2 separate regions of the Homo sapiens genome follow, and region 1 is linked to region 2. The links are chromatin contacts, found by Hi-C or POLR2A ChIA-PET in ENCODE. All regions are on one chromosome and are shown on one strand. Each heading gives the region's core, a stretch centred on a gene start or an enhancer-like site at or near the end of the contact. The rest is flanking DNA. Distances are from core to core; before and after follow the strand shown.

Region 1 (4,811 bases), core at 1,126-3,625, 160 kb before region 2:
ATTGCTTTGTGGTTTTTTTGTTTTTTTTTTTTTGATGGAGTCTCGCTCTGTTGCCCAGGCTGGAGTGCAGTGGGGTAATCTTGGCTCACTGCAACCCCTGCCTCCCAGGTTCAAGCAATTCTCCTGCCTCAGCCTCCTGAGTAGCTGGGATTACAGGCACCTGCCACCATACCTGGCTAATTTTTGTATTTTTAGTAGAGACGGGGTTTCACCATGTTGGCCAGGCTGGTCTCGAACTCTTGACCTCGTGATCCACCCGCCTTGGCCTCCCAAAGTGCTGGGATTAGAGGCGTGAACCACTGCACGTGGTGCTTTGTGTTTTTTTTTTTTTAAATCTACTTAGAAATAAATTATTTTCACCCCCTGATTTACACTTGAATTTCCACTAGCAACACAATTTGTTGTCACAAATGTTTTCATAGTACTTGGGCACATTTGATGCAGAAATTTTTAATGGTCCAAGACTATTTTAGTTGATAGATGAAACCTTCCTTTTACCTGAACAAACTTTTTCGGAAGTTTAGGAGCCAGCTTTGTTCATCCTTTGGTGATAGGTGGTGGTTTGTATGTGTTTGTAGACAAAACTTTCCTTGGCGGGGATTTGCCCCTTTTTTCGTTGTTTCTTCTTCCTTTGAAGATCTCTGTTTAACAAAGATTTTTTTTTTGGCTCACAGTGTTCCTGTAATAGAATTCCTTCAAGAGTTCTAATACTAGTTTTGTTTTGTTTTGATGGCAGCAGGTTTTGAGAGTGAGCTTTTGACTTCATAAGAAGACTAAAACAACAGTCTTAGAGTACAGTTAAGTCCATTTGTTACCAGAAAATCAGACAGACAGCTAGGTCTGTCCTCATCAGGACCAAGTAATACTGGATTTTTTTTTTTCATTAAATGTTCACTATTTTTCTTTGTATGAAATTGAGGCCAGGTATAGTGACTCACACCTGTAATCCCAGCACTTTGGGAGGTCGAGGTGGGAGGGTTGCTTGAGTCCAGGAGTTTGAGACTGGCCTGGGCAACACAGTGAGACTCCGTCTCTTAAAAGAAGAAAGAAAAAAGAAATTGAATATGTGGTGATTACTACCCGTTTCATTTACTTTTTTACTTATTAACGTAGTGACTGTTTAAAAAAAGTTACGCATTGATCTTCCTGTTCCTTCCCCACCAAAAATAAAAGCAAAAACAACAAGCCACCCCTCAAATGAAACAAAATTAAGCCTGTTCTTTATCTATATTACTACTTAGCACATTTGACCTATTTTTTTAAAACCTCTGTTATTTTGAAAGTAAATTTTGGCTCTGTTGACCTTGCGGTTAGAAAAGTTGTTCTTCTGCTTAAATGAAATGATCAGTTGTTTGTAGATTACCAAATATAAAAGCTCTTCAGAACCGCTAATGATAAGTTGCTTTGGCTTCATAGAGGAACGCCATGGTTTGTGGTGGTAAATTGTTACAGAGCAAATGTCAGTACCAGAGGCGGTCATGGATCACCACGTGGAAGCAGGTTGTTCCCACATGAGATTGGTAGCGAGCCGGTGCTGCATCTGTCTCCTTTCCCACTGCATCCTGGGTGCCTGGAGCCTCACAGGGTTGACCCGTGTTGGGGGTGGGGATGGTTGTAGAAGCCTCTTTATTTTTACTTGTGATAGATTCTGGCACTGATTAGAATGTTTATTCAGTAGTTTTTTTCCTATCCGCCTGAGTTTTCATAGCTCAGTATAGGATAACATGGGCTTCGGATTTTGTCAACCAATCAATTATATAGTAGCTCTTTTGTTTTGTTTTTAAAATTTATTTCTATTTATGTATTTATTTATTTATTTTGAGAGAGGCCCTTGCTGTGTTACCCAGGCTGGAGTGCAGTGGCATGATCATAGCTCACTGCAACCATGAACACCTGGGCCCAAGTGATCCTCCTGCCTTGGCCGTCTGAAGTGTTAGGATTACAGTGTGAGCCACCAGACCTGACCTTTGTTTTGTTTTAGTAGCTACCTCTTGACTAGAAAAATAGTTTAATCTTGGCCTCCTTAAAACCTTTTCATTGATATTTTTTACTCTGCTAGAACAGTTCAGTTTTTGCATGTCTTCAAGTGAACATGCTTTAGTATTAATTCCATGGAAGCCATTTCTGTAGAATAGGCTAGTGTCCAGTTTTGTCCAGTTTTCCTTTTGGAGCAGTGTCTCAGGCACAGAAATAGTCTGGGCTTGGTGGACCCCACCCCAAAGTGTCACTTCTTTTCCTCTGGCCTTGCTCTCCATGCCCGCCTTTCTCTTCTGATGTTTTAATGATACCCTCCCTGCTCGGTGATTTGTGTTCAGGAAGCTAGGCAGTGATTACTTTTGTTTCTGCTTTGTGAACTTCCTCCCCCACTTCCTATTTTTACCGCAGTTGCACAGGAAATGAGGCGGCTCCTGGCTGGCTGCTGCTAAGCAGTGATTTTAGGTGGCAGAGGACAAGGCCTCAGGGCCTGAGCCATTTAAGGCATTTTCCACCTTAATCTTTTCACTACCTTCTTCCTCTAGGAGTCATAGGAACATGATTTTGTGATTGGGTTGAGGTGACATCATGTCCTCAGCCTTGTGGGTGGAGACAGGGGTTGCTGTTTAGTTGGAGGACAGCACTTTTGTGAAGGAAGTGAGGGCTTTTTTCAGCAGTAACAATGTGGGTGGAATGTCGTGGCCCTGTGGCCTCTGCAGCTTGAGGGAAGGTTAAGTTGAAGGGACAGGCCCTGTTGCAGGTAAGGATAGGGAGGTGGATTCTGGTTACTCTCTAGAGGGCCTTGACTGGCAGCTTGAAGTGAGCTGAGGAGCCTAGTCTGCTCTCTCAGATCTTTGAGGGGGGCCTCAGCCTCTATGGCACCCTCCTTCCTCTGAACCCATGGCATTTGTTTTCTAAACGACTTATTTAGCATTTATCAGTCTCTTTTTTGATGATGCCTCTTCTTAGCTTATGGACCCGTTATAGCTTAATTTATGGAGAAAGTTTGTATCATCTCCCCAGAAAGAAGTAACTTGTTATACATTAGTTAACTTGAATATGGAAGGTGCTCAAAGCATTAGTTTATCGGAGATTCTTAAGAGCTGCACTGTTGACATTTTGGGGTAGATAATTCTTTGTAGGGGCTGTCTTGTGCATTATGGGATGTTCAGCAGCACTTCTGGCCTCTACCCACTGGATGCTACCCACTAGCACTTGCCCAGGGTGACAACCAAAACATCTCTAGACATTGCCAGATGTTGGTAGGGCAGAGAAGGACACAAAATTATACTTTTCCCCACTTGTTGAGAACCACTGTGTTAAAGAATTGAATTACTAATTACTAACTTATAAAATGGAATAAAGTAGAATGTTTGGTTCCCTGGGATTAAAGCCATTTGTTAGTTTCTATTTTCATATCTGACATTCTCATAATTCTTAGTTTGCTACTTAGAGTATGCTGTGCTCTATCAGCTTCAGCTAGTGTTCAGGTATACCTTCTGTGCACTTTCTTTTTTTTTTTTTTTTTTTTTTAGATGAAGTCTCACTCTGTTGCCCAGGCTAGAGTGCTGTGGCGTGATCTTGGCTCACTGCAACCTCTGTCTCCCGGGTTCAAGCGATTCTCCTGTCTCAGCCTCCCTAGTAGCTGGGACTACAGGTGTGTGCCACCACACCCAACTAACTTTTTGTATTTTTAGTAGAGACAGGGTTTCACCATGTTGGCCAGGCTGGTCTCGATCTCCTGACCTCGTCATCCACCCGCCTCGGCCTTCCAGAGTGCTGGGATTACAGGTGTGAGCCACCACGCCCGGCCCCTTCTGTGCACTTTCATTGAAAGAACTAGGAGCTGGGCGCGGTGGCTCATGTCTGTAGTACCAGCATTTTGGGAGCCGAGGCAGAAGGATTGCTTGAGCCCAGGAGTTTGAGACCAGCCTGGGCAATGTAGAGAGACCCCATCTCTACAAAAAATCAAAAAATAAAAATTAGCTGAGCTACTTAGGAGGCTGAGGTGGGAGGTTCACTTGAGGGAGGTCAAAGCTGCAGTGAGCTATGATCGTGCCACTGTGCTCTAGCCTGGGGCATGGAGCAAGTCTCAAAAACAAAAACAAAAACAAAAACAAAAAAACTAGGGCCTGAGCCTTTGGCAGGCTGGCTTCTTGTCCTCATAGAAGGCATTCTGTCAGCTTCTGTGCCTTGATATTGCTTGCTCTGGAAGTCAATTTCCTTGGAAGCTGAGTAGTGCAAGGGTAAGGAGGAAATGAGAAACATTTAGGATATAATAATAATAGGTAACATTTATGGAGCAGTTGCTGTAGAAGAGGCACTGTGGTGAACAGGATTGACAGGATTGAAAGGACAGGCTAGACAACAGGACGGGGACCATCTGGAATAACACCTTAAGTTTGGGTTAAAAGTTGGTTGTGCCTTTGACCAAGCAAGGCAGTAAATATAGCAGGAGGAGTGGGAAATAGAAAGGTGACAGGGTAAAACTTTTTTTGAAACATAGTCTTGCTCTGTTGCCCAGGCTGGAGTGCAGTGATGCAATCTTGGCTCACTGCAACATCTGCCTCCTGGGTTCAAGTGATTCCCAGATAGCTGGGATCACAGGCGCCCACCACCATGCCCGGCTAATTTTTGTATTTTTAGTAGAGACAGGGTTTTGCCATGTTGGTCAGGCTGGTCTCAAACTCCTGACCTCAGGTAATCCACCCACCTTGGCCTCCCAAAGTGCTGGGATTACAGGCGTGAGCTACCGTGCCCTGGCCATGAAAGGGTAAAACTTGAAGACCCTGCAGAGATGTCTCCTGGGTCTGGTCCTTGGAGAGGGAGGTCTTGAC
Region 2 (4,401 bases), core at 1,291-3,790:
GACTGTGATTCTGTTATAGCTGAAAGCAGTAAGCACTGTTTTTGCTTTACCTAATTACTTTTTCAGCTTATAAGGTAAAATCATTCCTTTTAGTAACATCAGTCTCATAACTCTTTTTGCTGGAAGCCTGAATATGTGGTATTTTTCAGGTCTTTCTGTGGAATTTGGAACAATTCTAGTTTACACATGTGAGAAGAGTTGCTGGCCCCCAAATCATCAGACTCCCATGGAAGAATTTTGTATTATACAAGAAGACCCAGATGAATTATTGTTTAAGTAGAGCATTTCCTTTTATTAATATAAATTAAAACAAATGTTTACATCCAAATATGTTTGTATGTACCTTATTTTAACTCACAAGTTATTAACCTCTGTTTTTCTGAGTTGCCTTTTTGCCTTTGGGTGCTGGTGCCGGGGCCGGGGCCGGGCCAGGACCTCCTGACTGTGGGTTGGTCTGCCCTTCCAGGGTCCAGGGCCAGCTGTCACAGTGGCAGCTAGGAAGGTAGCTCCTCTCTAGTCCAGAGGGCTGGTGTTGTCTGCACAGCCGTTCTGGTGGGCATTCTAGGGGGGAGGAGAGCAGCGAAAGAGCCAAGAGCAGTGGTCAGCCTCTTGTGTACACCTCTGACACGTGCACTCCAGTGCTTCCTATGCTGTTTCTGGCACCTGATCAAGCCACTGAACCTGCTCTAGCTGCTGGAGGTTTTTGCTCTGTGACCCTGGCTGTTTAGACCTGCCCATGTTCATCAGCCCAGGTCCCCGCCCTCACCCACTCCCATCTTCTGCTCCTGCAGTATCCCAGGAAGGGGTCTTTACTCCGTTCTGGAGACTGTCCCTTTATCCAGCTGCCTTCCAGTCTTCCCCTTTCTTTATTTTTAACATGATCAACCCCTTCCCTTCAGCCCCATAACAGCAGTATAAAAACACTCCCAGCCATGTTCAGACATGCTCTGCCTACGTAGATGAGGATAATGAGGCCTAGGTGATCATGGGGTGGGCTTGTTTCTTGCATTTAACATTATATTTGGAGCATTTTCCCATTAATATTTTTCCCACAACATAATTTATAATTGCTCTATTTTTTAAATATACATCAAAAGCTTTATACAATTTTTAGCCACTTGTATTTTCCAATTTTTATTCCCATGATGGCCATCCCTGTAACTAAATTTATATATATTTTAAATCAATGATAACTGCTACAGGACAGTTTCCTAGAATTGGAATGAATGAGTCAAAAGTTGTGCACAATTTTAGGGTTTTTTTTTCTTTTTTTTCGAGACAGGGTCTTGCTCTGTCTCTCAGGCTGGAGTGCAGTGGTAAGGGCATAGCTCACTGCAGCCTCGACCTCTCAGGCTTAAGTGATCCTCCTGCCTCAGCCTCCTGAGTAGCTGGGACTACAGGTGCAAGCCACCACGCCCTCTAGAGAAGCTTTGCTTTGGAATCTTTACCTGGAGTGTGTTGGAGTGCTTGTTTCCCAATCCCTTGATAAGTGTTACTTATTTTTTCTTTCTACCAGTTTAGTAGGTGAAAAACTTTTTTTTTTTTTTGAGACAGAGTCTCGCTGTATTGCTCAGGCTGGAGTGCAGTGGTGCAACCTCCGCCTCCTGGGTTCAAGCAATTCTCCTGCCTCAGCCTCCTGAGTAGCTGGGGCTACAGGCTTGTGCCACCACCCCCAGCTGTTTCGGTGTTTTTTTTTGTTTGTTTGTTTGTTTGTTTTTTTGAGACGGAGTCTGTTGCCCAGGCTGGAGTGCAGTGGCGCGATCTCGGCTCACTGCAACCTCTGCCTCCTGGGTTCAAACGATTCTCCTGCCTCAGCCTCCCGAGTAGCTGGGATTACAGGCGCACGCCACCACGCCCGGCTAATTTTTGTATTTTTAGTAGAGATGGGGGTTTCACCATGTTAGTCAGGCTGGTTTCAGAACTCCTGACCTCGTGATCCACCCGCCTCGGCCTCCCAAAGTGCTGGGATTACAGGCGTAAGCCACCGCGCCCGGCAGGTGAAAATCTTACCATTTTGCATGGTTTACATTTTTTTCTTTTTTGAGACGGAGTCTTGCTCTGTTACCCAGCCTGGAGTGAAGTGGTGCGATCTTGGTTCACTGCAACCTCCACCTCCAGGGTTCAAGCGATTCTTTTATGGTTTACATTTTAATACGCTTATTGATCATATTGTCCAATTTTTTGTGAGTTTCCTGTTCACATCCTTTGCCTATATTTTTTTGGGGGTGACACTTGTTAATTTGTAAGAGCTCTTTACGTATAGGGACATCAGTTTTCTAACCTGTAAGGAAGTCTTGGCTGGGAGTTGAAACCCCAGGCTAGAAGGCGACCCTTAGACTTTTTAGGTCTGATGGCGGGCCTATGCTGGTGTGGGAATAACACCGCCGGTCTCAGCTGGAGGTCGCCAGCCCTTTGCAAGAGCCTGCCGGTCCCCGCGGGCTGCAGCACACCCCGGCGCGATGTGCCCTGCCTGTGTCTGCCGGAGGCTGTAGTGCGCAGGAGCGGAAACCAGGCCGCCCTTCCCCCACCCGCTTCCGGCCGCGGCTCGGTTCTCCCGCCTCCGCCTCCGCCGCGGCTCGTGGTTGTCCCGCCATGGCACTGTCGCGGGGGCTGCCCCGGGAGCTGGCTGAGGCGGTGGCCGGGGGCCGGGTGCTGGTGGTGGGGGCGGGCGGCATCGGCTGCGAGCTCCTCAAGAATCTCGTGCTCACCGGTTTCTCCCACATCGACCTGGTGAGGGCCGGGCGCGCGCGCGTGAATGGCGGGCTGTGGTGCGGGGGCTGGGATTCGGGGGTTCCGGGGCTCCAGGGGCTCTGAGGCTCAGGGCCCGGAGCCCGGGACCGGAGTTGCGGAGCGGGGGCAGGCTGAGAGGCTCGGGTTGTGCCCCCCCCGCGGGAGGAGACTGTTCTTTGGGCACGGGGCGGGCCTCCGCTCGCTGGGCCGGCTCCGGACGCCGAGGAGGCCGCGGGCCCCCGCCTCCCCGGCAGCGCCAATGTGTGGCGCTTCGTGGGCGTGAAGCCGCCTCTTATCCTCCCTTCAAAACAAATTCCCGGCTGTTAGGAGATGCGGGAGAGGATTGAGTCCCTCGCGGATGTTGTGACTTTAATTTTGAGGTCCCTGTCGTAACTCCGAAGTAACGACGCGGGGCGGAGGATGGCAATGATAGCGACCAACGCGTCCCGAGCGCTGGTCACGAGCGGGTTTACACACGGAACGCGCACCATCTTCATACCACCCGAGGAGTGCAAACGCTATTTCCACCCTGCTTTATTTTTAACAGATGAGGAAAGGGAGACGCAATGGGGTTGAGTAACTTACCCTGGGTCACGGAGCGAGTGGCAGGGCTCCCGCAGGCTGCGTGACTGTCATTGCTCTCACAGTAGACGGTACACTCGCTTGTTTCATTAAAGACGTTAGGACTGTGCCTTTTGCATTGGTGTACGTTGACAAGCCAGTGCTATTTTGAATCGTTATTTCTACTAATGCAAACTTTTTAGAGATTGGAGATGTTACTGGCCCTTCGGTGTGAGTTTAAAGTGTCTTAAGGGCTAGTGGAAACATGGAATGAACAAAAAAGTACGGGTGGCCGACTGAGTCATTGTTTCTTTCCTTTATGTATTATATATTTAAGCAAAAATTAGATAAAACTTAAAACATGATACTTTTTTAACCATGTGTAAAAGTTTCCTTTCACAGTTCTCAGGTTAATAGTAAATGAAATTGTGTATGGATGAAGGCTTGAATTAAGGGAGGCAGCAAAAATTCAATAAACGTTTGCCATGTATCATTTAAGAAAAAGAACAGAACCTGGGCAACATAGAGAAACCCCGTCTCTACAAAAAAAGAAAATTAGCGGGGCGTGGTGGTGTGCGCCTGTGGTCCCAGCTACCCGGGAGGCTGTGTCAGGAGGATCGCTTGAGCCTGGGAGGTCGAGGCTGCAGTGAGCTGTGTTTGCACCACTGCACTCCAGCCTGGGCAACAGAGGGAGACCCTGTCTCAAAAAACAAAGAAAAAGAACAGGGCATAGTTAAATTTAATATTTTGTACTTGAAAGAGTAATTCGATTGAAAGAGAAATACTTTAGTATTTTTTGAGACAGGGTCTGGCCCTGTCACCCTGGCTAGAGTGCAGTGGCCCGATCTCGGCTCACTGCAACCTCCGCCTCCCAGGCTCCAGTGATCCTCCACCTCAGCCTCCCGAGTAGCTGTGACTACAGGCATGTGCCACCTAATTTTATTTTTTCTATTTCTTGTAGCCACCAGGGTCTCACTATTTTGCTTAGGCTGGTCTTGAAGGTCTGGGCTCAAGCGATTCTCTCACTTTGTCCTCCCAAAGTGTTGGGATTACAGGTATGAGCCACCACTCCCGGTGTAGAGAAATATGTTAATATATTTTCAGTTAGTG

The links. A loop is a pair of places that touch in the nucleus more often than their neighbours do. ChIA-PET counts read pairs that join two places held with the same protein, here RNA polymerase II (POLR2A). Pooled maps may share reads with other maps.
Region 1: a loop to region 2 is called in a map of naive thymus-derived CD4-positive, alpha-beta T cell, with 3 times the contacts of the local background. The contact joins the enhancer-like site here to the promoter of UBA2 in region 2. A Hi-C loop is called at or near these places in 1 of 168 maps with a recorded cell type or tissue (naive thymus-derived CD4-positive, alpha-beta T cell), 2 of 37 single-sample maps with no recorded cell type and 8 of 50 pooled maps. POLR2A ChIA-PET finds 5 or more read pairs at or near these places in 4 of 52 experiments (HCT116, HEK293, WTC11 and 1 more).

What each region holds. Positions count from the first base shown.
Region 1 is chr19:34,267,761-34,272,571 of GRCh38, forward strand. All of the region lies in intron 1 of GARRE1 (granule associated Rac and RHOG effector 1), which reads left to right. Among named protein-coding and RNA genes, the nearest start is that of GARRE1, 16 kb to the left of the region's middle. RefSeq lists an enhancer at 2,356-3,056. Within about 2 kb of position 2,376, at least 35 of the 41 ENCODE cell types and tissues checked have a DNase peak (open chromatin) inside an H3K27ac peak, as active enhancers do.
Region 2 is chr19:34,425,841-34,430,241 of GRCh38, forward strand. It overlaps UBA2 (ubiquitin like modifier activating enzyme 2), which reads left to right and starts at 2,541. Exons shown (of 17, transcript NM_005499.3): 1 at 2,541-2,730. The coding sequence starts at 2,593. LOC124904695 (a long non-coding RNA gene) reads right to left here and starts at 2,524. Exons shown (of 2, transcript XR_007067232.1): 1 at 2,282-2,524; 2 at 266-561. PDCD2L (programmed cell death 2 like) reads left to right here. Exons shown (of 7, transcript NM_032346.2): 7 at 150-328. The coding sequence ends at 280. RefSeq lists silencers at 2,429-2,668, 2,699-2,808, 2,879-3,038.